Regions from separate parts of the Homo sapiens genome. Here region 2 is linked to region 1. Evidence: chromatin loops called from intact Hi-C (ENCODE). Cell type or tissue: PC-3. All regions are shown on one strand. Links, peaks and the distances in the headings refer to the core of each region. The heading gives the core; the rest is flanking DNA.

Evidence for each region. A loop is a pair of places that touch in the nucleus more often than their neighbours do. Peaks named below come from ENCODE experiments on the same cell type or tissue, not always from the same donor. Only the 100,000 strongest peaks of a DNase experiment are listed, where the experiment ranks them.
Region 2: it touches region 1 in a loop (2.4-fold over the local background); 1 of 110 quality-filtered maps calls a loop at or near these places.

The regions. Positions count from the first base shown.
Region 1 is chr3:23,234,205-23,250,081 of GRCh38, forward strand. The region is part of intron 3 of UBE2E2 (ubiquitin conjugating enzyme E2 E2); the gene reads left to right. Among named protein-coding and RNA genes, the nearest start is that of UBE2E2, 39 kb to the left of the region's middle. In PC-3, for the core only: no CTCF peak of the experiment used is centred there; a DNase peak (open chromatin) is centred at 8,097; H3K27ac peaks cover 1,065 bases.
Region 2 is chr3:23,324,197-23,340,073 of GRCh38, forward strand. The region is part of intron 3 of UBE2E2 (ubiquitin conjugating enzyme E2 E2); the gene reads left to right. Among named protein-coding and RNA genes, the nearest start is that of UBE2E2, 130 kb to the left of the region's middle. In PC-3, for the core only: no CTCF peak of the experiment used is centred there; no DNase peak of the experiment used is centred there.

The DNA.
Region 1 (15,877 bases), core at 5,722-10,721:
TTTTTTTTCTTTCTTTTTTTATTCTCCAGTTTGCCATCATTTTGAGAAGTGAGGTGTTTGGAGTGGGACATGACCAAACTGAGTGCAGCTTTGTAATCAGCCAGCTGGGGACTCCTGACTGGACTTTAGAGATTTTGGTAAATTTTGGTTGAGCAGATCTTTAGTTTTCTGTGTGGAAGGTAGTCAGAGATTGATGTTCAGTTGGACACATACATTCAAATTCACTCATTGACCTTCAGCTCCTCCATGGTCAGCCCCATCAGCTGGGAATCCAGCTGGAGAGTTTTGATTAATTTAGAAAATAGAGCCTGCATTTTAGTAAGCACACTTTCCTAGGTAAGAGATTAGGTAGGCTTAAATCGATATTTACGTGTTGACAGCATTGACTTTATAAGTTAGATACAGTGGGGGTGGTTGGGATTGATGCTCCATAGTCTTTTGGAGGCTTGGGAAGGAGGTAGGGGGCAGTCTCTTGCTGTACTAATCTCTAATGGCTTAGAATAAATGTCTCTTTCTAAGTGTTTATTAGAGTTAAGCTTGAATTAGGGTTGGATACATGTTATCATGTTGTTAAGCGGTAAGAGTTTGTCACAGGTTAAGAATAGTCTCCATGTTTGATAAAGCAGCTAGTCAGAAATTAATAGGGAAATCTGTGGATAGGTTCAAAATGGTATTGGGGGCCTGGGAAATAGCAGATAAAATTATATTTTTGAAAGAATGTCAGGCGCTGATGTGTTCAGAAAATATCTCCTACTAGGTTAAGTGAAATGAGATAAGCTAAGATACATTTTGAGGTTAACATTCATTTAACATTAAATATTTTCTAAGGGCCAATATGTGATCAGCACTGTGCTGTATACTGGGGATGCAATTATGAACAAGATGGAAGGCATCTCCAGCCTTTGTAGAGCTTATGTTTTAGCTGTGAAGACAGACTGGAACTTGTTTAAAAACAAAACAAAACAGAAAAATTGCCTTTATGATGAGCTGGGGAAGTAAACAGACATCATAATTGCTATGAAGAAAACCAGGGATGAGTTTTAGTGTGGGGTTCTAGTTTTATTTTGGGTTGAGAAAGCTTTTCTAAGGAGGTGAAATCTTAATTGAGAGCAAAAAGTTGTTAGGTACATAAGGTGTGGGGGACCATTAGTATTACAAACTGCATGTGCTGAAGCTCGAAAGCAGATAGCTCTGATGTTCAGGGAGCTAGCTGGAAGAAGTCTGGTGTGGCTGGATTGAGGGGGAGTGGGGAGTGGGCAGGGGAATGCTGTTGTACAAGATGAGGTGGCAGAATGAGGTTGTGGCCAAATCAAGCAGAGTTTGGCTTTTATTAAGATCAGTCTGGTTGCTAGATTGGAGGTGGGTAAAAGAGTAGATGCTGACAGTCATCAGGTGAGAGAGGATGGTGTTATAGATTATGGCAGTAGCAGTGGAGATAGAAAGAGGGTCATTTGAAGTATGTTTTTTGAAGGCAGGTGGACAGGATTTGCTGATGGGTAAATGGCAGAGTTAGGGGGACTGTTAGAACAGAGAAAGAAATCATGGGGTTGGGTTTGAGTCTGTTGGGGAAATGGTGGTGCCTGTTTTGAGATGGGGAAGATTTCTGGGAGATAAGTGGTTTGATGGACAGGATCAAGAGTTCTGTTTTGGATGTGTTAATTCTGAAATGTCTGAGACATCCAAATGGAGATGTCAAGTAGGCAGTTGAACATGAGTTTGGAGCTCAGTGGAGAGCTGGAAATATCAATTTGAATTGTCATCAAAGAAATATTTAAATCTGTAGGAAATGATGAATTTGTGTGTGGAAAGAATATAGACAGACAGTAATACTCAAAACCAAGCCCTCGTAACATTCAGAAATGGGTGAACTAGCAGCTAGCAGAGGAGTCCTAAGGAGTTTGCCATCTAGGGGGTAGGAGGAAAACCAGGAGAGAGGTTTCCATGAAGTTGAGAGAAAAAGAGAGTCCCCTGTTCTTAGTGAGTACATCTAAAATTAATAATTAATGAAATTTTCAAGTGAATACGAAAGTAGAATAAAGTTGTAATTACTTTCTTCACCGGGAAAGTAATAAGTAAATAAAGACTATTTAGTGGCATTGAGATTTCAAGAGTAATTTCTTCAGTAATTTTGCAAGATTATTCATATTACCTACTCAACCAGACTCCATAATTGGGCTCAGGAGGGAAGGCTTTCCCTTAGAGAAGCAGAGTTCTGTTCGTCTGAATGTTGTCCAGTCAGGCTTTGGGACTTAAAAATGCTTTTGAGGATTCTTAGGTCCTTTTTTTTTTTTTTTTGGCCTGTGGACTGAACATAGCTGTTCAGTGTGTATCATTATTTATTGCCTTTCTCTTACTATAGATTATTTCTCACAGGAGAAGAAGTTATTGCTGGTAGCATGTCAGTTTACATGTGTCTAGCTCCCATCTCTGGAACACATAATTAAGTGTGGTCGACATATATTCTTCTTCATTTTTGCCGTTGAGAAAGCTGTCAGAAATGTTACATCTGGAGAACAGGAAAGACTACCCTCAAAGCCAGCGTTGGCCTAAGTGTACTCTTAAACATTTCCTGTGGATGTGTGGACCGCCTGTCTCTCTATCTCTTCATGACTTCTGCCTGTGTCTTGTGTGTGCAGAGGCCAAATAGTAGTAGCAGAGATGGAAAACCTTCTCCTACACATGTGCACCAGCATGGTCCTTTGTCTCTCTCTTTCATTTGCTCTTCAAGGCTTCGCTCAAATACTGCTTCCATTCTGTAATTTTCTCTTCCCAGCGCACCCGTGGGACCTGTTACATTGAGTTAGAGGCAGTATTACACGGTGGTTTCTTTTGGAGAGACTGGCTAGACTACGTATACATAGCCTCTTGGTTAGTTACATACCTTCTCAGTGCCTCAGTTCCTTCATCTGTAAAACCACATGGGGTTGTGTGAGGATTATATGAGTTAATACATGTAAAGCACTCAGAGTAGTGCCTGGCATATAAGGGCTCAAAAATTGTTAGTTGTTGATGCTGTTGTTGCTGTTTATAAGGCTTGCGTGCATTTCTTTTCTTCATTTGTTTTGGGAATGGTGAAGGCATATAATGTATTATTCATTATCTTCTTAATATGTTTCATGTAATAGACAAATATTTTTATGTAGTTACTAAGGCAGATAACTTCTGCATGTCTTATTTTTCTCTAAAATGGTAAGCATACATATAAGTATCTTGTTACTTGTGTGTGACCCTAGATTGCTTGGTTGTCAGTATCTCTTAATAAAGATTTTCCCTTTCATCTGTTTGTAGAAGCCTCATCAGCTGGGCTGGTATTAGTAAAAGGAAGATGACTAGAAAATTCACTTGGAGATCACATGGACTCTTTTATTATTAAATTAAATAATTCATTTTTCATGTATACAACACTCATTAATTGGGGTTGTGTTTATTGGTGAAAACATTTTTTTCTTAAAATGAAATCTTTAATTTTTTTACATTAATTATACTTAGTATGAGGCACTTTTGCTTCATTCTTACAGGTAGGCGAATTGTAGAGGTCTTACGTCTTTGCTGGGCCTGCCACCATCAATAGTTTAGGAGAATAATAGCTTTTGAAATGTATAAGGCCTTACTTAAACCAAAAAATATGCTTTACAATGCAATTTCTAACAGGGTCTTAATTCATTTGTTAATATTTCTTCAGAACGTGGGCTTAAATTTTGTTTTAAAGTCTTATACAAACTCTTGAGGGGAAATTTTTTTTTAGTGTTTTCCGCTTTAGTTTGTCTTTTTTGATGATGCAGCTCAACAACCATAAATACATTCAGGACTCACAGGTTGACATTTTAATCATTCCATCCACAAGTACTCAGAACTGTGGGGACCTGGAATAAATATGAGATATGGCCTCTTGACTTTAGTTTATAATCTTTATTGTTGAAAAAAGCCTGGTTCCCTTGAAATAGTTAGAGAAAAATATTGGAAAGCATATAGAAGGAAGTGTGGTATAGTAGTAAGATAATTCATCTAGTAGTCTTGTTCATTTATTCACTAAAAGCCTGCTGAGCACTTTCATCTCCTTAGTGTCAAAACCTGAGTTTTGTCACAAGATCCGCCACTGTGAAATTGAGCAAGTACCATTCCTTTACCAGATTTACTCCACCTGCCTTGTAGGATCATACATGATCATGTATATGAAAGCTTCTAGAACACTAAAGCATTGTGCAAATGTAAAGAGTTATATAATGTTACATTGTTCGGGAGAGGCCATGCCTGTGGTAGCAGTTAAAAGGAACAAAACTTTGAGAGTTGAACTAGTTAGGTTGGGTGGGATTTTCCCCTTAAGAAACCATCATCAGTAAAGGCTGTTTTTTAAAAGCTAGTATATAGGATTAATAAAGTACAGGTTGAGTATCTCTTACCTGAGATGCTTGGGACCAAAAGCCTTTTGGATTTCAGAATTTGAATTTTGGAATATTTGCATATTCATAATGAGCGATCTTCAGGATGTGGCCTAAGTCTAAACATGAAATGCATTTATGTTTCTTACACACCTTATACACATAGCCTGAAGGTAGTTTTATTTCTCCCATGGGGACGCTGAATAAACTGTGTATTGTGTGCCTGCGATCTGACTGGGACCTGCCACATGGGGTTAGGTGTGGAGTTTCCCACTTGTGGCATCATGTCAGTGCTGAAAGTTTTTGATTTTGGAGCATTTCAGATTTCAGCTTTTCAGATTAGGAATGTTCAACCTCTAGCCGGAGAAAGAAGATAGTTTTCTATAAGATGGAAAATTTATCCAGTCATGCCTTTTTGGAACATGCGTGAATTTGTTGAGTAACTGAAATGTATACCTTCAGGTTCCTAAATTTAATTTATGTGAGATAAAATTTGTTTCTAAGTAGTTTTATATTTCCCTCTTCTTTGAAACAGTATGAGTTTAACATTTTCTTATTAGTTTAGGACCTCATTCTCAACCTCAGTTATGATACCGTAATATAGTGATCAATTATGGAACTACTAAGTTATCGAGGTAATAGGACTCTTGTCTCATGCCCTAAGAAGGACTTCAGGCTGCCCATTTAAAAAAATTGAGATATAATTTAAATACCATACAATTCACTCTTTTAAATTATGCAATTCAGTAGTTTCTAGTGTACTCACAACGTTGTGCAACTGTCACTGTCATTACTTCCAAAACATTTTCATCATCCTAGAAAGGAACCCCACATCCATTAGCATTCTCCATTCCCCCCTCCCCCCCAGCTTCTGGCAACCACGAATCGACTTTCTGTCTCTATGGATTTGTCTATTCTGGGCATTTTGTATAAATGGAATCATACAAGGTGTGGCCTTTTATATCTGGTGTCTTTCACTTAACATAATTAAAGCATTTAGTTTTATAATAAAAAAGGCTAGGCAAATAATTGAGTGGAGGTTGGGAGGTTTAAGAGATTCCATTAAAGAAGAAGGTGAAATAAGGGGGAGAGATGAGATCAGATGAAGTTCAGATTTAGCAAACATTGAGTATTACATAAGCCAGGCACTGTGCTAAGTCTGTTGGGTGATAGAGCAGAAGAGGTTCTAAAAGATATGCTGTTTTTCCATCCTTTGCTTGATGATTTGGACTTTGAGTAGAAAGGACAGTTTTATCCTCTTGATGTACAGAATTACAGAATGAATTCTTTGAAAAGGAGTAGGAAAGCAGATCAGTCAGCTTTTGCTTAGTATGATTTATTCCTCTTTTAAAGTGTAATTTCTGTTTCTACCTAGTTTCAAGTAAGTTTTGAGGCATGTAGGGCTCTGCCACATGATGCCAGCCTTGTCCTGGGGTATAACTTTTTTATGGATCATAAAGGAGCCTGGTTAAAGTTTGGAACTATTATAGACTGGGAGAATAGGCATCTCAATAATATCCCTTTATACCTTACTGCTTATTATTTAAGGTTAGGATAATTGGGTAAACATTCACCATTCACATTTTATTAGCTGGTAACTACGCTTTCTCATTTATTCCAGAGAATAAGGACAGTCCTTCCTTTCGCCCAATTTTACTTGTTTTTCTAAATTTTATTTCTTTAGCTTAGCATTGCTTACAGGGCTTAATTAAGTTTTGTTTCATACTGTTCTGGAGCTATACTAGTGGATTACCCAATGAAATTTTTTTTCCTATGTGGTAAATTGTTCAAACACTTACCAAATAAACAGCTAACTTGGGTAATACTTTATGACAATGTGTAGCTGCATGGCAGTGTGCTTTTACTATCAATACTCAGTTCTGGTTTTATCATATTATTCTTAATAAATAGTAACAACCAAGTTATTTGGTTTAGGGAGAAAATCTGCCATGAGGTATCTTTGTGTCTGTGGCACACAGCCACACTGTTTATGCCATTATGAACCTGCAAAGCTCACTGTGTCTGCAGTGAAAGCTGCAGATGAAATCTGATAGGATCTCTTGGCATTTTCACTTCTACGATTATACATTGAATATAGGGATGAATTAAGCCCTTTGTATTGTTGAGCTGTGATTAAGATTACTGGATAGCTTAAGTATTTTCTCTTTTTGTCCACATACCCAGTAACTTGGGTCAAAATTATTAATCCATTAGAGTGTATGCAGTAACTTTTTTTCTTTTGTAGTGTTGTGACCTTTAATGATGGAGCATTTCATAGATGTGCTAAATGAAGGTTAATAACGGTGAAAATTTATTATATTGATTAGCTACTTATATATTAACACTTAAGGTTTAATTTTATTTAAATTTTATTTTTCTTAGGCTGTCTGTAAAATCTTCTCATTTAAAATTTAGCTTCTGTGGATAACTGTTTACTCATTGCCCCATATGAATATTTAATAGGCACTTCAACAAGTCCAAAACAACTTCTGCTTCCCCTCCCAAATCTGCTTCACCCAGTCTTTTTCATTTCAGTTAATAGCAAATCTGTCTTTCCATTTAGGAGTCATTGATTCCTTTTTCTCTCTCACTCTACGTTCATTCTGTCATCAAATCGTTTTTGTCCTACCTTCAGAATACATCTAGAGTCTAATCACTTCCCACTTTCTCCATTGTTACTATTATGGTCCAAGCCGTCTTCATATCTTGCTTGAGTTATTGCCACACCCTCCCAACAGGTCTCCCTTCTTCCATCCTTCCTTCTATATAGTCTATTCTTAATATGACAGCCAGAATGATCTTTTAAACATGAAAGTGAGATCATATTACTCCTTGTGTTCCCATTACAATGGCCTTTGAGAGTGATCAGGGCCCCCTTTGTCTCTCTGACCTTATTGCTTATTCTCTTGATCACTCTGCTGCCGCTACGCTGGCCTCTTCCCTGTCCCTCAAATGTGCCAGACATGCTTCCATCTTAGGGTCTCTGCACTGGCTATTTCCTCAAATGTCATCTCGGTGAGGCTAACCCTGATCACCCTACCTCAATACACCCAATTATTTTTACTCCGCTTTTTCTTTCCGTAGGAGTTAACACCTCCTAACATTTACTTCTATCAGTTTCTTATGATTAACTGTGTTGTGTATTCCCTCCCATTAGAATGTGAATATCTGAAAGACACTTACAGTTTGAAAAGTGCCTGGAACGTAGTAAATGTTCAATAAATTGCACTTCATTGATATTTATTGGCAACATAACATTATTACCACTCCTCAGAAGCCTGCCACATCTTCCCTATCATTTATACCTCTCCCCAAGCCTGATGTTTTTGTTTCTTGTCTTAATATAGAGACAAGGTCTTACTTTCACCCAGGCTGGAGCTCAGTGGCATGATCATAGCTCACTGCAACCTGTATCTTTTGTGCTCAAGCTATCCTGCTGCCTCAGCCTCTCAAGTAGCTGAGACTACAGGATTGGGCTAACACACCTAGCTAAATTTTTATTTTTATTTTTTTGTAGAGATGGAGTCTTGCTGTGTTGCCCAGGCTGGTCTTGAAACTCATGACCTCCTGCCTTGACCTCCCAAATGATCCTCCTGCTTTGACCTCCCAAAGCACTGGGATTATAGGCATGAATCATCAAGCCTGGCCAAGTCTGATGGTTTTTAAAGTTGTTTTTAGTATGATTGAATATGATTCTCATACAAATAAAGGTCTGCTGTATAGTAGTAATCTGTTGCATAGAACTTTGTTCTTCAGGTGAGGTGTGAGTCACATCCTTTTATCTTGTTTGTTTTTTTTCCCCGCCCCCCGCCCCCCCAGTATAGTCATGAGCAGTCCACAAAGCCAAAATATACATTGAAACAGAAAGACTATTTGTTAAATTTATGGAAATATGTTTTAAATTGTTTCTACAATCTTCTTTGCTTCTAAGAATTCAAATGTCACAGGAATAAAAGCTTTCACCATTTTACCAGAATCTGTAGGATTTAGATGATGGTCATTTTATTCTGTTGACAGTATGGAGCACTTTGCAGATGGATATCAGGTTAATTGTTATATTGAAAAGTGAAGGAGTACATTCTACTAACAGTCTTTCTGCTGAGAAAAATCTAATTATTGCCATTAAGGTGGCATTAAGTTAGTAAATTGGGTAAATAAACAGTTAAAATCCCCAAATTTCTTATAACATGCCATAATTGCTTTGCTTGAAAATAGTTATCGGCCAGGCGCAGTGGCTCACACCTGTAATCCCTGCCATTTGGGAGGCTGAGGCGGGAGGATCACCTGAGGTCAGGAGTTCGAGACCTGCCTGGCCAACATGGTGAAACCCTGTCTCTACTAAAAACACAAAACTTAGGTGGGTGTGTTGGCTTATGCCTGTGATCCCAGCTACTTGGGAGGCTGAGGCAGGAGAATTGCTTGAACCTGGGAGGCGGAGGTTGCAGTGAGCTGAGATCATGCCACTGCACTCCAGCCTGGGCGACAGAGTGAGACGCTGTTTCAAAAAAAAAAAAGAAAAGAAAAGAAAAGAAAATAGTTATCACTGAATAGAAATATAAGATGATCAAATAACTATTGAAGTTAAAGGAAACTACAAAGAAAATCTCCAAAGGACGCCATCCTAGTTTGTTTTTTTGTTAAGCACTATTCACCTGCTGCACTAGAGCCAGCAATATGGACAAACAATACTACTACTAATACCATTATTTGTTAGGCACTTATGAGGTAGCAGGTCTCATGCTTCATCTTTTATGCTCCCAGCAGTTCTGTAATGGCAGAGAATAGCATTTTGTTTTTCTAAATACATTCAATCTCTGAGCCTCAGTGTTCCCCTCAGACCTCTCAGATCCTGGGCCCTTTACCCTACATTTTATGGCCCGCTTCCCTTTCTGCTTCTTTCTGATCATTTTATTTTGTATTTGATGTTCTGAGTTTTCTCTAAAGAACAACATATATTCGTTTTAGATTAATGGCTTTAAGAAAATCATTTATTGTTAAGAATAGTACAGTTTTGTGGCTCAGCAAAAAATAATTCTACTGTTCAGCCATAATCATTTTGGCAAGTTTACAGCCTTTTTCTCAAGCGTTGGTTAGATTAACTGAACTTCTGAATACCTTTGTGGTATTTTAAAAATCTGAAATCACTTGTCTACAAATAGTATTTCTTTTTTTTTTTTTGGCCTTAAAGTTTTAATAATGAAATTTTTCTATGTAGTCCTCTTTAAAATATTTAAGTATAGTAGGAAGCAGCAGAGTTTGTTCCACCTAATGTCAATTCAGAGAACATTTTACATTTTATATTAAAATTATGATGCCTTAGGATCGTTCTTTTACCTGTGTATTTATTCATTTTCACACTCGGGAGTTTTAGTTGCCACTCCATATCAGTGGCACAGCCATGATGATTTTTCCCTTGTCCAATCATGAAGGTTTAAAAAAACCTGTACAGTTTTTAGTCTCTTATTATGATATCAATTAAGGTGATTTTATAGGAAGAATATCAATTAAGGGTGATTTTATAGGAAGAAAAATGTACCCTGCATTTCATTTGGAAAAAAAAAAAGAATCAACTATTAAATGAGGAAATTAAAAAAAAGTTTAGGTTTAAAAAGAAACATACTTAGGAGAAACTTTTAAGCTGCATATGCCTTATGTGAGAATTTTAACCAAGAAAGACTAAATGATCTTTTATAATTATGTTGTCACCATATGTTTGCAGATTCATATTTGCATACATTATTTATATATAAAGATAGATTAGTGTCTAGCTTTATGTGCATTCCATTTTGTAATACACATTCTTTTAGCAGGTTATGTATGTCTTCATGCAGTTGACTTTTCTGTATTTGTGTGCTTTAGCCTCCTTAATGAAGATTTTTACAGTCAAAGTGGAAGAGGGCCAACTTTTTATTGTTAGTACAGCAACATAATTAACTATACAAGGTTTGTTTATTATAGCTGAGTACTAGAACAATGCTTCAAAGAGGAAAACGTACAGAGAAGATTAGTAAATAACATAGCAATGTGTGAGGCTGGCCAATTGTAATAATGCCTTTATTGGGTGGTTCTTGAATTTGTAAGCACATGCTTACATTTTTCAGATAATAGGAATGAAAATGTGTAATTTTAATTGCTATTTCTGTTGCATTTTTATAAGAAAATAATGGAAACTTTGCTTGGATGAATGATTGTATTGGAGAAATGTTTTGTATACTTTGGTTCTGAAATACTTTGAGCTCTTTTATACAAATGAATAGTGTTAGGTAAGACTCCAAGGTACAAATTGTATTACTGCTGAATCAGATCTGAAGAACAGTGATAAATTGCAATGATTTATTTAATTATAGAATAAAAATTTGCAGTCGGGTTAATACCATGCAGCTGATTTAGAGCTTTGTTCATCCCACATTTTCTGGGAAGGTCCTGATTTCAGATACTCCTTATTTTCTTCTTATGTAAATACATTTAGAAATGAGAATATCCTTTGGGCTTATTACGGTCTAGTAAATGTCATTAACCAATATTTTAGGTACTGTGGAGATACAAAAAAGATGAGATAGTGGAAAGATGTTGAGATTGTAACCATTTACATAAAAATGGGAGGGTCATAGGAAAAAACTCCATAGAGCACTTACTGTCTGATAAAAGAGGGTATATAATTGATAAGTTTTACAATGTTTGAAAGAAGATGCAAAGAAAATATTGAGTTCTCATATGTGGTAAACATTATGCTGAATATTGTCATATTCTCATTTATTTAAATTTCACATCACCCTCATTTTATAGTTGGGGTGACTGAATCTCAGAGAGTTTACATTGTTGAAGGTCATACAAAGCCAAAATTCAAATCCTAACTGTAAATCTTATTTTCTTTCTATTAAATCATTATAAATGAATGGAAACCCTTAAAGGATATAATTCTTTCAAATTGACTGAATTGACACAAAATATTGGATATCTTTATTTAAATACTACAACTAAACTTAATAAAATATCACAGGCCGTATTTAGATCTTAAATTTATTCAGGTAGTAAGGGACCTTTGATATCCATAGTAATAGCATGAATAATTGAAGCCATCAAAGTAATAAGCCAATTTTGTTTAGTAATAATATATTAGAGTAGAATTTTACAGTTTTAAAGGGCACCATCATATCTGTTATCTTAGCATCTTAAACCTTTTATGAGGTCTACCAAATAATTGGTTTTGTTTCCTCTTGACCTTTGTAAAATGAAGAAAAACCATGCCTCTTTGAGTTCATAAACTGTGTTTTGCATATTTACACACATACATCTTTTATCCTCCCACCAATTATTTGACCTGAGGTTGAACACTTAATGGATAAGTAGGTGGATAAAATGATAAGTAAAATAACACATTTAAAAAGGAGAAGCAGGAGACTTCAGGTGAATAGCTACCCATAAGTTGTTGAAAATAATCAATATTTATATTTATTGGCATCCAGTCAATAAATATATATGAGCTAGTCTTGTTCTATCACCCAAGCTGGCATGCAGTGGTGTGATCATGGCTCGCCGAAGCCTCCACATCCTGGGCTCAAGTGGGGCTCAAGTGATCCTTCCACCTCAGCCTCCCAAGTAGTTGGGACTACAGGTGTATGCCACCATGCGTGGCTAATTTTTTTTTTTTTTTCGAGATGGAGTCTCGCTCTGTCGCCCAGGCTGGAGTGCAGTGGCGCAATCTCGGCTCACTGCAAGCTCCGCCTCCCAGGTTCACGCCATTGACCTGCCTCAGCCTCCTGAGTAGCTGGGACTACAGGCGCCCGCCACCATGCCTGGCTAATTTTTTTTTTTTTTTTTTTTTGTATTTTTAGTAGACACGGGGTTTCAGTATGTTGGCCAGGATGGTCTTGATCTCCTGACCTCATGATCCGCCCACCTCAGCCTCCCAAAGTTCTGGGATTACAGGCATGAGCCACTGTGCCCGGCCATGCCTGGCTAATTTTTTTAAAATTTTTTGTAGAGATGGGGGCCTTTCCATGTCGACCAAACTGTTGTTAAATTCCTGGGCTCAAACAGTCCTCCTGCCTCAGCCTCCCAGAGTGCTGGGCTTATAGCCACTGCACCTGACCAGTAAAGATATTTTGAGCTTTGAGTAGTACCTGGTTATTATCGGTTAAAAATGAAACATTTTATAAGTCTTTTGTTCTATTGAAAAACCACAGTGGAATATGTGTGTCTTCCCCAAGAATTATGACAAAGCATGTGGATCATTGCCTGGCATATAGTAGGTATTTGGTTATTTATTAAGTAAATTAAAAACCACAATGTAGACTTTCTGGACTTAAAAAGAAAAAAATAGAGACGGAGTCATGCTGTGTGGCCAGGCTGGTCTCCTGAGCTCAAGGGTTCTTCTTGCCTCAGCCTCCCTAGTAGCTTGGGCTACATGTGTGTGTTAATATGCTCAGCTAATTTAAAAACGTTTTTTATTGTAGAGACAGAGTCTTGTTATGTTGCCCACGTTGGTCTTGAAATCCTAGACCCAAGCAGTCCTCCTGCCTCAGCTCCCAAAGTGCCTTTCTGGGCTTTTTATTCTTTTTTGATTTTCTTCAGAAAGCCAGTTCCTAAATAATAAAAAAAGTAAAAGAATTTATTTATTCTCTTTTTATTCCAATTTATTAATTAATACTCAAATATTAATGTAAAACTAGGTTGGTTTCATATTGTTCTGGTACTGTATTGTCTTATTTTTTATTATCTGATATCTGAATCAGAAAATAACCTAGTTACATATTATTTAGTCTCTGAGTGTATTTTTTTTTTTTTTTTGAGACGGAGTCTCGCTCTGTCACCAGGCTGGAGTGCAATGGCATGATCTCGGCTCACCAGAACCTCTGCCTCCCGCGTACAAGCGATTCTCCTGCCTCAGCCTCCTGAGTAGCTGGGATTACAGGTGCCCGCCACCAAGCCTGGCTAATTTTTGTATTTTCAGTAGGACGGGGTTTCTCCATATTGGTCAGGCTGGTCTCAAACTCTCAACCTCAGGTGATCTGTCTGCCTTGGCCTCCCAAAGTGCTGGGATTACAGGTGTGAGGTATTATTTTTTAAGTAGGAGTATTTGGACCTAAACAGGCAGAATTCTTCAACAAAGTACAATGAAAGGCATTTCTTTGACAGTAGCCTGAATTTGGAGGCTCATTTGCAAAGGCACTTTCCACTGCCACTCTACCCCAGAAATTGCTTATGAAATAATTCTGGCATTTACTCCTTCTTCCTCCCCTCCCCCTTTTATTAAAGAGACTAGCTTGTACAAAGTCATTTGCAAATTCATTTGTGGTTCTCCATTTTGATTCAGATAGCAACTCTAAAGACTGAGTTATAAAAGTCTTTAGACTTTGCAGTTTAAAAGAACGATAATATTACCATGTAAAAATTCTGATTAGCATAAAGCTTTAGAAAGTCCGTTGCGTATACCAAGCCAAGTGCATTTTTGTCTCCAATTCCCAATTCTAATCAATTTCGTCCTCATTTTTCACTATTGCAAAAGTGTAGATCATGATGCCCATCTTTTTTGTAGTCGAGTACATTTTTTCTTCCATCAAAAAAGCAATTAGTGTCCTGATGTACTTCAGCTTCACACATTTCTGTAGATGATTTGATCAGGTTGTTGTCTTCACGACAGACATCTGATTGTTTTTGAATGTGGGAACACTCCTTAGACAACATGGCCAGAATTAACCCACATCCTCACTGGTGTTCCACACCTTCTCATATGTAGGAGAGGAATTTCTCTGTCATTTCCCTGAGACTGCACCTTAATTCTCTACTATAATCCTTGACTGAAGGAAAAGTTAGGCGATCAGGTGGAATTTTTAAATTGTTCCACAAAAAACTGAGTTCTGCTAGCTAAGTGGAATGTTGAGAATTTAGAACATTCAGCACAATAAAATATAAACATTAAATTTGTATGGCATTAGAACCGCCTTTAGAATTTTTAGTGGAAGCGTTAGATCACATGCATTTCACTTTAGTTAATTTCTGTAAATTCAACTATGTATAGTCTTCTTTACGAAAAGGAGAGAACATACTTGAGAAATATAATTTAAGAGTGCAAGTGAGAGTCATTCAGCCATTCCTTTTATTCTGATCAGTGAATGTGTGTCCCTGAGTGAGAGATGGAAGAAGTCCTTTTAGTTCTTGATTGCATTTCATAGTGTGAATAGCTCCCTTCCCTGACAGTGATTTTTAGTCTTTCCTAAACTTAGTCAGCTACTTCATCTGTTATTCAGCCGAATGAACAGTGAGTGATCTGTTGCAGTGCTAGAGGAACATTGGCTGTTTTGGCCTTATTGAAGAATACTTGACCGACTGATTTAAGAGCTATTCAAAGGTAATTTTGAGTATGCAATTTTTGCCTTTTGCAACTACCTTAGGACCTTATTCTGGCCGGGTGCAGTGGCTCATGCCTGTAATTCTAGCACTTTGAGAGGCTGACGTGGGAGGATTGCTTGAGCCCAGGAGTTTGAGACCAGCCTGGGCAACATGGCGAAACCTTGTCTCTCCAAAAAATACAAAAATTAGCTGGGCATGGTGGCACACACCTGTAGTCCCAGCTACTTGGGAGGTTGAGGTAGGAGGATTGCTTTGAGCCTGGGAGGCGGAAGTTTCAGTGAGCCGAGATTGCACCACCACACCCCAGCCTGGGCAACAGAGCAAGACCCTGTCTCAAAAAAAAAAAAAAGAACCTAATTCTGGAGTAAGATATGACTTTACCATAATTTGTGAATTAAGGATTAACAAGGTCAGCAGAGCTGAAGCCAAGTGAAAGCATTTGAGAACAAATGACTGAAAAATACTGGATATATGGTAAGATATGTGTAGAAAAAGAACTCTTTAAGCAATTTTCATTAAAAGCTTCTTAGTATGTTTTCCAGATACTAAAAATTTTGGTCACTGGAAACAATTGGGAAGCAAAGAGATTGATTCAGGATAAACGTAGTTAAATTAGCCAAGATTAGGGATTCCAGTGACCTTGAAAATAAATGTGTAGATTAAAATTCAGGTTATTTTAATTTGATGGCTAAAATAAAATGTGTGTATTAACTCAGATTTTTTTTTTTTTAAATTTTGAGATGGAGTCTTGCTCTTTCGCGCAGACTGGAGTGCAGTGGCATGATCTCGGCTCACTGCAAGCTCTGCTTTCTGGGTTCATGCCATTCTCCTGCCTCAGCCTCCCAAGTAGCTGGGACTACAGGCACCCGCCACCACACCTGGCTAATTTTTTTGTATTTTTAGTAGAGATGGGGTTTCACTGTGTTAGCTAGGATAGTCTCGATCTCCTGACCTCATGATCCGCCTGCCTCTGCCTCCCAAAGTGCTGGGACTACAGGCGTGAGCCACCGCATCCGGCCTAACAGAATTTTAAGAATACATATTCTTGAATGATTGCAGAGTAGGTGGTAAGTTATATGCCAGACACTGATCTAAGTGGTTTGCCTGTCTTACCCCTTTAATCTAGGAGGGTAGATAGATGCTGT
Region 2 (15,877 bases), core at 5,961-10,960, 90 kb after region 1:
ATGATTATTTGGGACCTGGATGAAGCAGTTTCATTGTAATGTTGTATTAGTTGAATCTGTGATTTTATAAAATACGAATTAAATTTCTTATAAAATGAAGTTTGTCACTCATATTTGTCTAAATTTGTTTAAAAATAAAAATCCTAGCTAAACTCTTGCCTATCCCAGAAATGAATTTAAGGACCGTATTCCTTATGAATTATGAAGGGAATTTAAAAGGGAAGCATCCAGGAAGGTGTAATTAGTGTCTGGTAAACTGGCTCTTGTGTTTTCTCTGCCTTTCCTCTCTTTCTTTTACCAGCTACCTGTAGACCATTTCCCTGTTTATTAGCTGCAGTACCAGAAGGTGGAATAGGAAATGAAGTTTACATCCTTCAGTTTTGTTATTTGTTAGCTGATTTCTTAAATTTTAGGTGTGAAGAACTATAAAAAAGTTAGGTTGTTTGTGCTGCATCCTTATTATTTTTTGTATCCTGTTATCACAGGCATTGATGACTTATGTATAATTGAGTAAAGCTGCAGGAAAGAAAAGCACTTAGGAAATGCCTCTTCAGATTTTCAAGATCTTTTCACACCTCTCTTGGAGAAAAGAATTTAAAAAAAAAAAACCTAAATGGATTCTAATTATTTTCTTTATCTGTGGTATTTTGTTTTGTTAAATAGTGTGTTATATAATGAATAGTGGAATTGGGTTCAGTTGTGAATTACAGGAAGTGACACATATGATAAAGATTGTGGTTTTATGTCTGTTCAACAAACCACAGTGGAACTGAAATGAAACTATAAATATTTTAACTACACCAATTGCTTTCTGCCGCCAAGCAGGACTAGTCCTAATGAAAACTAGATAAGCTGATACAAAGTTGTTGAGAAGCAGTACAGAATATAGGTCCTTATGTACCATCAGGAAACTTTAGCAGTTTTGAATCTTCTAGGCACACATTACTTTTGATCAGTAAGAAACAATTATTAGGTTATTTTACTCTTTTAAGAATTGAAGTAGCCACAATAAAGCTATTGTGTGTTTTTTTTTCCTTTGGGACAAGGATTTAGATTTAATAATAAAATGTGTTTTGTATAGTAAATATTCATGAAACAATTGAAAAGCAAATAAAAACATTCAATTTGTGTACTCTTTTCACAATTTACATACTAATCTGAGGCTGGGCTGGAGGAGAAATATATTCCCACATTATTCACTTACCAGGAGTATACCATACTTTCAGAAGCTTTTTCTTGACTAGTGATGACTCTTAAGATTTTACTGTTAGGATTTGAACACTTGTAGGTCCTTTAGTATACAGAAAACATTAGATATATTTAATGGGATAGCATAAGTAATTTCCATTCTCATTCTTTTCTTGAGTTTTAAAGTCTAAACCCATAGACTTACACACTTAGTCTTTGTCCACTAGTCAGAATGTTTACACTTTGCTAAGTAGTTATGAACGTCCTCTCCGGTGTATTTGTTTCATTTTTCACCATGTGAGGCTTGACTGCTTAGTTTGTGTGAGAGAATGTGCTACTGTGAGAAATATAATAGTGAATATCTAACCCCTCCGTATCACTGACCTTCGGTCTAGTAGAGGAGAGACCATTATAAAAATAACTAGGGAGCCCTTATATCCTAACTTCTCTTATCCTGGCAAAATTATCAATATCACCCTTTTTCACTTTCCAGTGTTGTGGTTTGGGTGATGAGTGATATAGTCACACTGTGAGTAATGAGGGGAAAGAACAAATATTTTTAACCTGATACTTTTTCTGAATTCATGTTTAGGTGGTAGAGGATACCATTTGATTCTTGGAGACTCCCAAATATAATTTTCTGTCTCATTTTGACTTCTTGTAGATACATGCTTTGTAATCTTTTATTTTTATTTATTTATTTTTGAGGTGGAGTCTTGCTTTCTCGCCCAGGCTGGAGTGCAGTGGCGCGATCTTGGCTCACTGCAACCTCCACCCCTGGGGTTCAAGTGATTCTCTTGCCTCAGCCTCCCGAGTAGCTGGGATTACAGGCGCCTGCCACCAAGCCTGGCTAATTTTGTATTTTTAGTGGAAACGGTGTTTCACCATTTTGGCCAGGCTGTTCTCGAGCTACTGACTTCAGGTGATCTGCCTGCCTTGGCCTCCCAAAGTGCTGGGATTATAGGCTTGAGCCACCGTGCCTGGCCATCTGTAATCTTTTAAAAAGGAAGAGAAGGGTACCAATTATCTGGCTTTTCAAGATTTTTCAAAACATTTTTTGAAAAATTTCTGAGTTTTTGGAATTAACCCTTTGAGCAGCTGCTGAGATTTTTATGTTCTTAAATTGGTTAGATTAAAAGAAACATTTAAGATGTGTCTGTCCCTTGCCTTTTTCTAAATAATTTATGATTAATGTCACATATCCTATACAAAAAAAAGTATGAGGTTGTATGTAGTTTTGACTTGAGATTTTCCAGAAGTCTTTTAATGGCACATAAAGGTTTTTTGTTTGTTTGTTTTTGTTTTATACTTTAAGTTCTTGGGTACATGTGCACAACGTGCAGGTTTGTTATATATGTGTACATGTCCCATGTTGGTGCGCTGCACCCATTAACTCGTCATTTACATTAGGTATATCTCCTAATGCTGTCCCTCCCCACTCCCCCCACCCCACCACAGGCCCTGGTGTGGGATGTTCCCCACCCTGTGTCCAAGTGTTCTTATTGTTCAATTCCTACCTATGAGTGAGAACATGCGATGTTTGGTTTTCTGTCCTTGCGATAGTTTGCTGAGAATGATGGTTTCCAGCTTCATCCATGTCCCTGCAAAGGACATGAACTCATCCTTTTTTATGGCTGCATGGTATTCCGTGGTGTTTATGTGCCACATTTTCTTAATCCAGTCTGTCATTGTTGGACATTTGGGTTGGTTCCAAGTCTTTGCTATTGTGAATAGTGCTGCAATAAACATACATGTGCATATGTCTTTATAGCAGCATGATTTATAATCCTTTGGATATATACCCAGTAATGGAATGGCTGGGTCAAATAGTACTTCTAGTTCTAGGTCCTTGAGGAATCACCACACTGTCTTCCACAATGGTTGAACTAGTTTACAGTCCCACCAACAGTGTAAAAGTGTTCCTATTTCTCCACATCCTCTCCAGCACCTGTTGTTTCCTGACTTTTTAATGATCGCCATTCTAACTGGTGTGAGATGATATCTCATTGTGGTTTTGATTTGCATTTCTCTGATGGTAATGGCACATAAAGTTTAATCTGCAATACGGAATCTGATATACCACCCCTTTCCTCTCACCATCATCTACTCTATTTTACTAACATGAAACTCCTTAAGCAGCCTTTTAACTAGGACAAATACTTGTATCAACCAATACAGAAAGATTATTTATTGTTCTTATAGGCAGGTTTGTTTGTGGCTGCAGTTAGTATTAGACTGTCACTTGGGATGTTATTCTGGAATTGCTTTTTCTAATTCTTTCAGTGAAGGTATGTGACTCGTTCTCTTTTTTCCTTTTGCAAAGCAAAGGCTCGACAAAATTTTATAGACTGGTGAAACATTTTGCAGGTCTGAAAAAAGTGTTGTAAACCTGCTCATGAGGTTCAGACAAAACTTCTGTGCATAAATTAGGAGTTGGTGTTGTCTAGGAGTTTGTGAAGATTAAGTTTTTCAGGGTTCTGATTTCATGAAATGTCATTCTAGATTTCTGTCAATCTCAATTATAGGATGATAGAAGTATGCTGATTTCTCGCTTAATAATTATGTAGTATTTGCAATAAGTATACAATAAGAACTTATGTACTTATTGTACATATTATATGCAGTATACAATAAGTATACTTATGTTGTCTTATTACCATAAACAGAGCAGTGGTCATGATATATAAATACTGAGGAAATCAAATGTTTTCTTTTTTTGTGATCTAATATGAAAATCAATGCAACATTTCTGGATAATTTGCGACAATAAAAAAGAAAAGAAATATGAGGCATGCAGTAATCTTGACAAGCAAATTTCCTAATTTGCAAAATAAAAAATTACATTAGATAATCTCTAAAAAGAACCTTCTATCTCTGTGTCATCTTTGAATCTATAAAATACAGTTGGTCCCTGACTTACAATGGTTAGATTTAAATTTTTTTGACTTTATGATGGTGCAAAAGTGATAAACATTCAGTAGAAAATGTACTTCAGTGTGGTATTCAGTGAGTTACAGGAAATGTTCAACATTTTATTTAAAATAAGCTTTGTGTTAGATTGTGCCATATTTTGCCCAACTGTAGGCTAATGTAAGTATTCAAGCATGTTTAAGATAGGCTAGGGTAAAGCTATGATGTTTTAGTAGGTTAGGTATATAAATGCATTTTTGACTTTGGATATTTTCAGTTTATGATGGCTTTATTGGGATGTAACACCATTGTAAGTTTAGTCACATCTGTAGATTCATTTAGCTAAAATGCCGTAATCTCTCTCTCTCTTTTTTTTTTTTTGTTTTGAGACGGAGTCTCGCTCTGTCGCCCACGCTAAGTGCAGTGGCGCGATCTTGACTCATTGCAACCTCTGCCTCCTAGATTCAAGCGATTCTCCTGCCTCAGCCTCCTGAGTAGCTGGGATTACAGGTGCCCGCCACCATGCCCGGCTGATTTTTATATTTTTTGTAGAGACGGGGTTTCACCATGTTGGCCAAGCTGGTCTCGAACGCCTGACCTCAAATGATCCGCCCACCTCGGTCTCCCAAATTGCTGGGATTACAGGCATGAGCCATCGTGCCCGGCCTAAAATGCCTTAATCTCGATAGGCTTTTTGCACATGCACTATTTAAATTGAGTACAATACTCAATACTTACGCCCTTGCCCCCTTCTCCCTGGATCTTATTTGCTAAAGTAGACATTGATTTCTCTTGAAAATGTAACAAAATTTTTGTTGAACATTTTAGTGTTTAGTGAAAAGATGAGAATTCTCAGACATGAATTTTTTATTTGATAATAGGAAACTGTAGTTATAGGGGAAAGTCAGTATTTTGAAAAGGCAAACCAAATAGGCAAATATTTATGGAGTTTCTAACACAAGCAAGGCTCCCTCTGTCAGAATGGACATCAGGAAATGTCCACTGAGTGAACATTCAATAAATTTTATCAGTTGCTGTGGGGGATAAAATTATATATAATTTTCGCTTTATAGTTTGTTTTGAATGTTCTGGAAACAGTTAAAAGTAAATGAGTGTTTATATTTTGCCGAAGTATCAAGACAGAATAGTAGGCAGACAGTTGGTATTTAGGCAGGCAAAAGGGCAGATTCTCTGCCAAATGGTTGTAAATGAATTGACGCAAGGAATTTAAATATTAAGCTTTGATGAGAGATTGTTAAATTTTCTCAATATTATTGTTTCCATTGGTATGCAAGCTAATTAGATACAACAACTAATTGGAGCCGGTGGCTCAGACTGGCTTGCCACCATTGGCACACACACTGGATGGCGGCACAGTTGTTCTGATTGTTGGCTAGGAAGTCTTCCATCAAGGCTTAGCTGTAGTCTTATCTGCAAATTCCTCCTGGTCTTCTCTGGAGAACGTTGCCGTACATGGGTCTTTGGAAACAAGGAATTTCCCAGGAAATCCCCACCATCTTTACTGTCTGTGATATTAATACAATTTGTACTCTTCCCTTTTAAAATATTTTAGTGATCTTAAAACTTGACCACTCTGGAAGAATGGAGAAGTTCTGTATTTGGCAAGAATAAAAAGTATTACAAAGCATCCTGCTTCTGCATTAAGTGGTAGTTTACAACAAAGCTGCTGATCTTAATTGTGCATTTAAAAAAACAGGAATCTTGTTAAAAATTTTTATTTCTGTGATGCTACCCCATACATTTTAGTACAGTAGGCATGGGATAAAAGAAACACTCGAGAAGCTAGCCTTTCCTCAGCTTTCCTAGAATGGAGACTGCCTCCTAAAATATTCAGAAGTCAGAAATTATTTTAAAACTAAAGTGTTAATGAGCAAATTTAAATAAAGTTGGTCTGTAAATATGTACTTCAGAGCTGAACTTAGTACCCTCTTTTCACAGCTCTAAATGTAATACTTTCAATTACATGAACTCATTAGTCTCTATTAGCATACTTCCAGGCTTTAGAAATAAAGACTTTGAAAGAGCTCTTCTCTTATTTTATTGTATGGAAGTAAACATTGAAAAATAAAGAATCCTTACAAAAGTAAACTTAGTCTACGTTGCTGGCAGAATACATTTATTCTATAGGAGGTAGGTGACAGCTGTTTTTAAAACTTTGACACATAAGTACAAGAAAGATTAGAATCCTGTGGTCCACATTATATATTGAATAGTACACGAATTACAAGGAGGAATGATTTGGGTGTCCCCTAATTGAGTCACTTGAATTTGGATAAGGCAGAGTGCTTTCCCTGGAGGTGTATGGAGAGAATTCACATGACCCCTTCATTGTCCAGCAGCTTTATGCATCAAGATTGGACTAGAAAAAATGTGGGATGAATGAATTTAGGATTCTAAAATGCTCCAGACTTTTCAGTTCTTTTTGTTTGCATAGTTGCATTCTAAGAACAGATCGAATTACTATCCTAGGCTCAGAAAACACATTTGAGGTTAGTTTTGTCCAAAGAGCATATTTAGTCTTCCTTAATAAAAGTATATAAGAAAGGATTTATTGTTATTAAAAAAGATTAGAATGAAACTGTTAAGCTACTTAATTTTTTCTAATTATCTTTTATGATTCTGTAATACCTAGGTAGTTTATGCATATAATTAATATATTAGTTGACTATTCTTGCTTTTTTCTTTTTTAAAAAAATTAATGTTTGCATGGAATATCTTTTTCTCTTCATTTTCTTTCAACCTATTTATGTATTACTTTGGATTTTAAAAGTAAATCAAAGCGAAGTTCACATCTTAAATGTTCTCATGAAGTTCTTTTGAATTTTTTCCATTAGTGTCAGAATACATGTTTGGGTAAGTGGCACAAACACTTTTAAAATGTAGAAAATGGAATATTGGTACAAAGCAGAGTAGAAACAGCTTGATTCAATAAGTCAGTCTTTAAGTCATTAAACAGATATTTGTTCAGTACCTGATAGGTGCCAGGTTTAGGTGCATTGTTTAGGTGCCAGAGAGATAGTAATGAACCAAACAAAGAAAACAAAGTACTGCCAACCTGGAGTTTACATTGTAGTGGAGGAAGAAGAAAATGAACAAATAAACTATATCATATGTCAAAATGTAATAAATACTTTGGAGCAAAGTCAAGCTGGGAAGAGAGCAGAGAGATAGCTGTCAATGGATGGGGGCAGGGAGGGGGGTAAGGTGGTGATTTCAGATAGGGTGATCAGAGAAGACCTCTCTGACAAAGTGACACAAAGACCATAAGATGGTGAGGAGGGGACAAGGTGTGCTAATTTGTCTGGTAGAAGAGTGTCTGAGGTAGAAAAGGGCATGCTGACATGTTAGAGGGACCAGTGGGAGATTAGAGTGACTGGAGAGGAGTGAGCCATGGAAAGAGTGGGAGGAGATGAGAGAGAGGAAGTAGGGGATTGAGCCATGATGAATCCCGTAGGATATGGTAAAGACTTTGGTTTATGTGAGATGAGAAATCACTAAGGGTTTTGAACAGAGTAGTCACATGATTTAGCTTACATTTCTAAAGGAACATTTGGTCATTTGTGTATACTTGTCTAGTTGCTTAGTAAATGACAGCAGAAAGACAAGAATTTAATGCAACTAATTTTAAAATTTTTTTTAAAAGATGAAGTTGGACTGGATAATTTTGCATGGCCTTTTTACTTCTAAAGTCCTATGCTTCTTTACCTTAATACGGATCTGAAATAATTGATTTAAAAAATTTTAAAGTATGTAAAGGAATATTGTGGAATAATTTGTATTAATGCTATTGCTGTATATTTTGTATATTCAGTGCTTTATTATTTATATCTTTCCACTTTTTTTTCTTTTTGAGATGGGGTTTCGGTCGCCCAGGCAAGAGTACAGAGTGGCATGATGTCGGATCGCTGCAGCCTCGACCTCCTGGGCATCGATCCTCCTACCTCATCCTCCTGAGTAGCTGGGACTACAAGTGCTGTGCCATTATGCCTGGCTAATTTTTGTATTTTTAGTAGAGATGGGGCTTCATGATGTTGCCCAGGATGGTCTTGAACTCCTGGGCTCAAGCAGTCCACCTGCCTCAACCCCCACAAGCATGAGCCATTGTACCTGGGCATCTTGCCACTTCTGAAAAACAAATGCATACATGGCAATTATTAAAATAAAGATAAATCACTGGGGAAAAACATTTAAAAGCATGTGACTTTAAAATTTAAAAACTGTATGTAATAAGATTTTGAAGAAAGAAAAGTTAATAGGATTTATGTAACGAAAGAAAATAATTGTGACAGAAAACTGGGCTAAGGAAATTGGTGCATTTGAACACAAATTTTAGCTTTGAGCTTCCTGGCAGCCAGTGGGGTGTGTGTGTGTGTGTGTGTGTGTGTGTGTGTGTGTGTGTGTGTGCAGCTATGGATATCTCTCTAGGAAATTTATCAGGTGATGTTTTTGTTTGAGAAAAGGAGTAGTATTTAGTTACCTGGGAAATCACTTCTAGATGCCAACCAAATGTGTGTCACTAAGACTTGAAATCATTTTGATAATTTAAAAGAAACCCAGCACTTTATAAGACTCCCTTGACACTTCTAAAAAGTGATGACAGGTGTGCATGGCTGTTAGCCCTGGAAAATACAGCTATACGTTTCGTTTTACAGGTGATAAAAGCCTCTATTTTGAAGCAGAGATTTGTGAAAATTACTAGGAAAAGTATGACATTGGTGATGTATTACTCTCCCTCATCTGCAGGTCCCACTGATATCTCTATATTGGTTCTGTTCTTTAATAGATCATAATTTCAGCCTTAATCTGAAATACCTAATGCCCTGCAAGGCTCTCTGAGACTAGTGGTTTTCAAACTGTGTTCCAGGGGATCATGGAGGCATGTCAAATGCAGAGAGTCCTGAGCTTCTAGAGCTTTGAAGAAAGGGTTCTTTTTCAATTTAAATGTTTCTTAAATTTCATACCCAGTGTTCATCAAATATGATATTTATCTATGTCTCTTTCGAAGGCTATAAAAGACTGAGAGAATAAGTTATAGGACATTTCAGTGACTAGCCTTGGTTATTTTTTTCTTTAAGAGAAACAGAGTTATTAGGACTAAAAGACATTTTGATGTTTCATATCAGCAGTAGGGAGGGAGAACCTCAGGGACAGGTTTTCCTCCCCAACTCCCCCTAAACCTTTTGTACTCCTAGGAGACAGATTTTCTGCCACAAAATTGCCTGCCATGCCTATTTGACTCAGTTTTTTTCACCTGCAAGAGAAAAAATTAAGACCCTACAAAGCTTTCCTAGCCTTCATTTGTTTCCATTACAAGAGAATGATGAATGACAGTGTTAAAATAATTTGACAGTATTTATAATCTTGTGTATTATTGTTAGTAATAGTAGGAGCAGTAGTATCTCGTAGTAGTTCGCAGTGTAGAAAATATTTGCTTCTGAGTATTAAAGGACATGAATATATCTGAGAGATATATCTGATATATGTCTGAATGTATTTATGAGAGATATATTAGTCATCACCTCCACATAACATGAATAAATCAAGCTTTGTAAAGGTTAGGTAACTAGCCTAAGATAACAGACTAGTAAATACTAGAATCTGATACTCAAGTTCAGATCATAGAACTTAAGATCTCATGTTCTTTCAATTGTATTATTGTTAAATTAAAAGTTTCAGTTGTTGATGCATTTTGTCCTCACAGAAAGATCAACATTAATTTGATTCTTTGTATTATTTAGAAAAGAAGCAGTTTCTATCCTTACTCAAAACTTATCTTAAATTGAAATATGCACTCTCATATCTAGTAACAAGACATATTTTATTAGGTTGGTGCAAAAGTAATTGTGGTTTTTGCCATTAAAAGTAATGGCAAAACCTCGTAGTAATAAAATAGTCTGTACTGATTTTTCTTTTAAAAAGAGATTTAAAGGTTTCCTCATCTACTTTATTCTAGTAAAACTTACTAGTACTTTGGGGATGATTTATTGTATTTTTTTTTTGAGATTATGAGAAGACTTTCAAGAAATCTCTTTGTCTTTGTCTTCTAAGCCCTCGAGATCTCTTTCTCCATCACTATTGATGGGGCACAGCCGTTGGTGTGTAAACGTCCTACAACTGCGTATTGGTGGTACCTACTCATAGGAAAAGATTTTAGTGTACAAAAAGAGGCTAGTATATTTATATTTCACCATTTTTTAATGACCAGAAATTCCAAAATAAAACATAGTAAGTGAAGAAATTATAACTATAATTTCGAAGTTTATTTTAAATAATCTAGAATGACTTTTGGATAAAAAGGTATGTTTTGAATAAGAATGCAAACAAGAAAATAATAGCAAACATTCAGTAAGCTGTACTAGCATATTTTGGTACTGATGAAAGATCAACTGTATTATGTTTTTCCTTTTGCTAAGGTGATGCTTTTCATGCCTCCAGGGCAGACCTTCTAATGTATTTTTCTGGGCAGGAGCACATTCAGCCACAGGCTTTGGAAAAAGGCAGTTAGCTATATGATTCAGATTGATCTTATATTGATCAGCTATTGATATGTGAATTATCCAGAATAGCTGTCTGTTCTGTTTGAAATTCAGCTATTTTTTTTCTTGGTCTATAAAGATCTTTACATTTATGATGCAATTGAAATTTCCATTTTGTGAAAATTTGAGAGAAAGGAAACTTTTGAGCCTTAAAAGCTCTGGCAGATATCACATTAAATATGCACATAAATGAGTACCATTCCTAAATAAAATGATTTATTTTCCAGTTGTATAGATTTCCAGGCATCTTAATTCTTCTTTTGCTGTGCTTTCAAATGGGTTATTTTGTGGGTCTCAAATATATTTCCTTAAATATTTGGTGAATCCTTGGAGTTAGAAGAGAAAGGAATATTACCATCATTTTATTAGTGCTGGTCAATTCTGATGGGGGTAAAAATTAAAGAAGCTGATATGGTAAAGACGAAGAAAAAATAAAAATATGGGGAGACTGACCCTGGCTTTCATTGGCGTAGTTCATTTCTGCCCTTCCTTTCTATAGATTTAAATAAAGACAAGTATTTATTTTGACTAAATCACAGACATATAAGGCATTTTCGGGGGTAGATTGCGGAGGTAGTAAAATAAACTATAGTATTTCTTGGATTTGCTTATTTCTTGTAGCAGTGTCTATATTAATGCATCTTGAATTTTATGCAGTGTAATTACTGTTTAGTGAAATTTAAAAAAGGTTTTTTAAGAGACATGGTCTTACTCTGTCACTCAAGCTGTTGTGCAGTGGCACTATCATGGCTCACTCACTGCAGCTGGGGACTCCTGGGCTCAAGTGATCATCCCACCTCAGCCTCCTGAGTAGCTGGGACTACAGGCATATGCCACCTCACCTGGCTAATTTTAAAATTTTTGTAGAGATGGGGTCTCACTGTGTTGTTCAGGCTGGTCTTGAACTCCTGTGCTCAAGAGATTCTCCCACTTTGGCCTCCCAAAGTGCTGGGATTACAGGTGTGAGCCACCACGTCCAGCCTTAATGAATAATTTTTTTAAATTGAAAAGTCACAAAACTTACTACGAACAAGGTAAAAGGTGTACAGTTTGACTTAGCTCTTTGCTCAAAAATACTGATAACATAATAAGTAGGGTAAGCCTCCCCAGTGCCTCAAAATACCAGATACCGTGTTCATCATTCTCTCAGACATGAGTGATTAAAGTAAGATTATTTCATTTTTTTATGATACCTGCTGTGCTCTTGAAGAAGACTGTCTTATTTTCACTTACTAGTAAAAGTGAAAGAGGAACATTGTTTTAACATTTTAAAAATAAAAATTATTTTTTAATTATTGTTGATTTGAAATAATCAGTTTCCTAATATGTTGGTTCAGGTTTCCTGAGATGCAAGGAAATAATAATTGTACCAGAATGGGGGGAAAAGGAGGGAAGAAAAAGGGGAAGAGAGGAGAAACCAGTTGCAATGAATTATAGTCCTTATCATGTTACTTTCTGAGAAATAAAATGGGCTTCTGATTCTAAAAAATATACTGTATCTGCAAGAGTAAAAGTCGTAATCTTTCCCATATTTCCTATAGGCAAATTAAGTTACTTTAGTGGCAAAGTACATTTAAAGGCCCATTTATTTCTTCAATCACATGATAGTAAAAGTTTTGTCAGGAGGTCTGCTGAACTGAGAATACAGAATCAGTGGCAGTGACAGAACATCTAAAAATTTCCAATCACCATCTCCTTTAGACATACTGGTCCTTGCATTAGTCCTTAAGCCAACATAAATGATCTTTAATGTAAAATTGTAACAAGTACATAAAGCAGGCTAACGTAGATATTGCGTATCTCAAAGCAGTTGGATTTAAAATAAGTGATAGTTAACGAAATCCAATACTGTAATGAACTTTTGAGAAAAAAATAGTTGATTATGCTTTTTAATTGTGTGTTTGGGGTTTTGGCTTTTATTATTACTGTTAATTTGGCCATAAGCTCATTATGTTAATCAGTTTTAACAGTGTTTCTCCATTTGCTGGATAAGAATTTGGCTGATTGGCCGGGTGCGGTGTTGCATGCCTGTAATCCCAGCACTTTGGGAGACTGAGGCGGGTGGATCAGTTCAGCTCAGGAGTTTGAGACCAGTCTGGGCAACATGATGAAACCCCATCTCTACAAAAAATAGAAAAATTAGCCAGTGTGTTGGCACATGCCTGTTGTCCCAGCTACTTGGGAGTCTTGAGGTGAGAGGATCACTTGAGCCTGGGAAGCAGAGATTGCAGTGAGCCGAGATCATGCTACTGCACTCCAGCCTGGGCAACAGAGTGAGAGCCTGTCTCAAAAAAAAAAAAAAAAAATTCAGCTGATTACTACTTTATAGTTATATTTTCAGCATTAGCTAGGCAATATAATGCAGCAGAAAGGATCCAGAAGTCTTCACATCCATAAAAATTATAGAAAGTGTAGTTTCTATGTATTGCTGGTAGTTGTCAGTCACTATATCTAGCTAATTTTCGATAATATCTTTTGGTTCATTTATTCATTTAGGCATTCATTCAGTACTAATTCGGCCCTGTTTCTGTGCTGTACCCTGTGTCGAGCACTGGGATGTAACAGTGTGCAATACAAAGTCCTTGTCCTTAAGGAATTGATAATCTAGCTGGGAAGGCCTACTTGATGAATTACAGATGAGTTTAGCACAAATTGTCATTGAGAGATGCTGTGTGCTTTAGGACGATTTCACATAGGAGTCTAACCCAGACTGGGAGTTCAGGGACAACTTTACTGAGGAATAATATTTAAGTGAAGACTTGAATGATATATAAGAGTTAGCAGGACTAAGGCGGGGATGTAGGGAGAAGGAGTACTTATAGTTTAGTGGGAACAGTATGTGCAAGAACTGGAGTATGAAAGAAGAATTCAAAAAGGTTAATATAGGTGGAATGTAGAGAATATTGAGTGACTTGAAGCTATAAAGATTGGTAGGAGTTAGATCATGCAGTGTATTTTAGGCTACGCTGAGGATTTTAGACTTTATCTGACATATAGAGAAAGCCATCAAAATGAGTGAAAGTAGAGTGATTAGTTTGTCTATTTAAAGGCTAAGCCCCTGGAGATTGGAGGGAAGCAAAATTGGATGTGGGGAGATGACCAAAGGCTGTGGCGGCAACTTGACTGAAAGATGTGGTACCTTGAGGGAGAAAAGTGGGCAGTCTGAGAGCTACCTGGGAAGTATAATAAACAAGACTTGCAAACCATGAGAAAAGATTACTTAAGATTTCTTCCTGGTGTTGCTATCACCAAGATGGGTAAAACTGGAAGTATTTGTTGGTACACTTCCAGTGGTTGTATTTGTGTGGGTGGGCATGTTATTTGTGCATTTTATGATCAAAATGTGCAGTCTAACTGGCTCATTAAAAACTTGACAAAATTTAGGTGAGTTAGCAATTCTGAAACAACTTTATGTGTAGTTTAAGATTAAGCAACTAAATATGTGGTGGATATTAAGAGTTAATTTTTTTAACATCAGAAAAAAAGAGCTAGAAATAAGGTAAAGGGGAATCTATAATGAACCTTGGATTAGAATTTGAGATATCAGTATGAATGAATGGAGATAAAGAGAAGGTTGCATATATGTGTATGTGTACATGTATGCCTTATATATTTCTTACTTCTGTTCATGAGAGGGCCTAGAAGCAGTGACATCATAGCTCCAGTCAATACACCCAGTACCAGATCTTGGGTTTAAGTGCCAGGCACCAATAAAAGGAACCAGAGTTCCTTGGAAAAACTGAATTGGGGACTGGGACTGGGACTGGGGAAGTACAGGATGAAAGTGGCAAAATGTTCAAAAAATGATGGGAGCATGTCAAAAGAATGTATGAGCCAACTCTAAGGAGCTCTCAGTGGCCAAATTAGGGACACTTTGAGCACTATAATAATGGGCCATAACCCATAAAATAAAAAGTGGTATCCAGATATAATTAAGTAAATTCAAACGGGAGAAAGGAACACACTTTCTTGCCATGGAATTCCAATTAGTAAATGAAGAGTCATTGATATAGGAAATTACCATTTGAAAAGAAACACTACAGTAATAATTGTTTTAGGTGAGAACAGTTAGTGGACAATGTAAGATGGTTATAAACAGGATATTTACAGTCACAAAAAGATCTCACTAAAAGATATTTACTATAATTATAAAGGAATCATAGTAACCTTACAGTGGAGAAAATGGACATCTTCTTAACCAACTAATCAAAGTAGACATACTAATAATGAGACATGGATATCATGCATTTTCTGATATGATGTACTGAGAACGACACAACATTACTTTTGTGGTATTCTTGACAAAATGCATATCCTGAATTTAATCATAGAAAACATCAAACCCAAATTGAGGGCCATGCTACAAATTATTGACTAGATTTTTAGAAAGTGTCAAGATTATGAAATATGAACTAAGCAACTGTGCCAGATTAAAGGAAACCAAAGAGATCTGATAACTAAATGCAGTGTGGTATTTGGATCAAACACTGGACTAGAAGGAAGATATTAGTAGGACAATTAACAAAATTTGAATAAGGTTTATAGATCAGTTAATAGAATAATATCAGTATTAGTTTCCTGATTTAGATAATTGTACTGTGGTTATATAAGATGTTAATGTTTGGGGAAGCTGGGTGAAAGGGATATGGGAATTCTTTGTGTAATGCTTTGTAAAGTCTGAAATTATTTCAAGATTAAGAATTAAAAAATTACAAAAACTTAGAGACCCTAGTTAAATGTTTTCTTTAATTTAATGAAGGGAAGAGGAGATGATATGGTGGGGTTGGTTTTATTAAATTTGACTTTATAATTATGTTATGTTTAAATTTTGATTCCTGAGTATTTACTTCACTTGAGGATTTTTTTTTAAATCTTCCCATTCTCTTAAACATTGTCTTGGGAACAGATGTATTTTTATTGTGTTAGCAAGATGTGTCTTTAAAATATTTTCTTGAAATACAGTAATTGCACTTCTAGAAATGGATTCATTTTAACCTGATTTAAAATAATCAAAGTAGTCAGAGTGATTAATTTTATGTTTGTTTTAGTTTATTTTTAATTGTCAGGAATAACGGGAAATACTGAAATATTTAGAGAAAAAGAGTTAGGATGAAAAGAGGGAAAACATTTAAAGTCTTTAAATATTTGGATAATACTGTGAATTTTCAGTTGTTAACTCCCATTTAATACATGGATAAGCTGAAGCCTAGAAGCTTAACTGT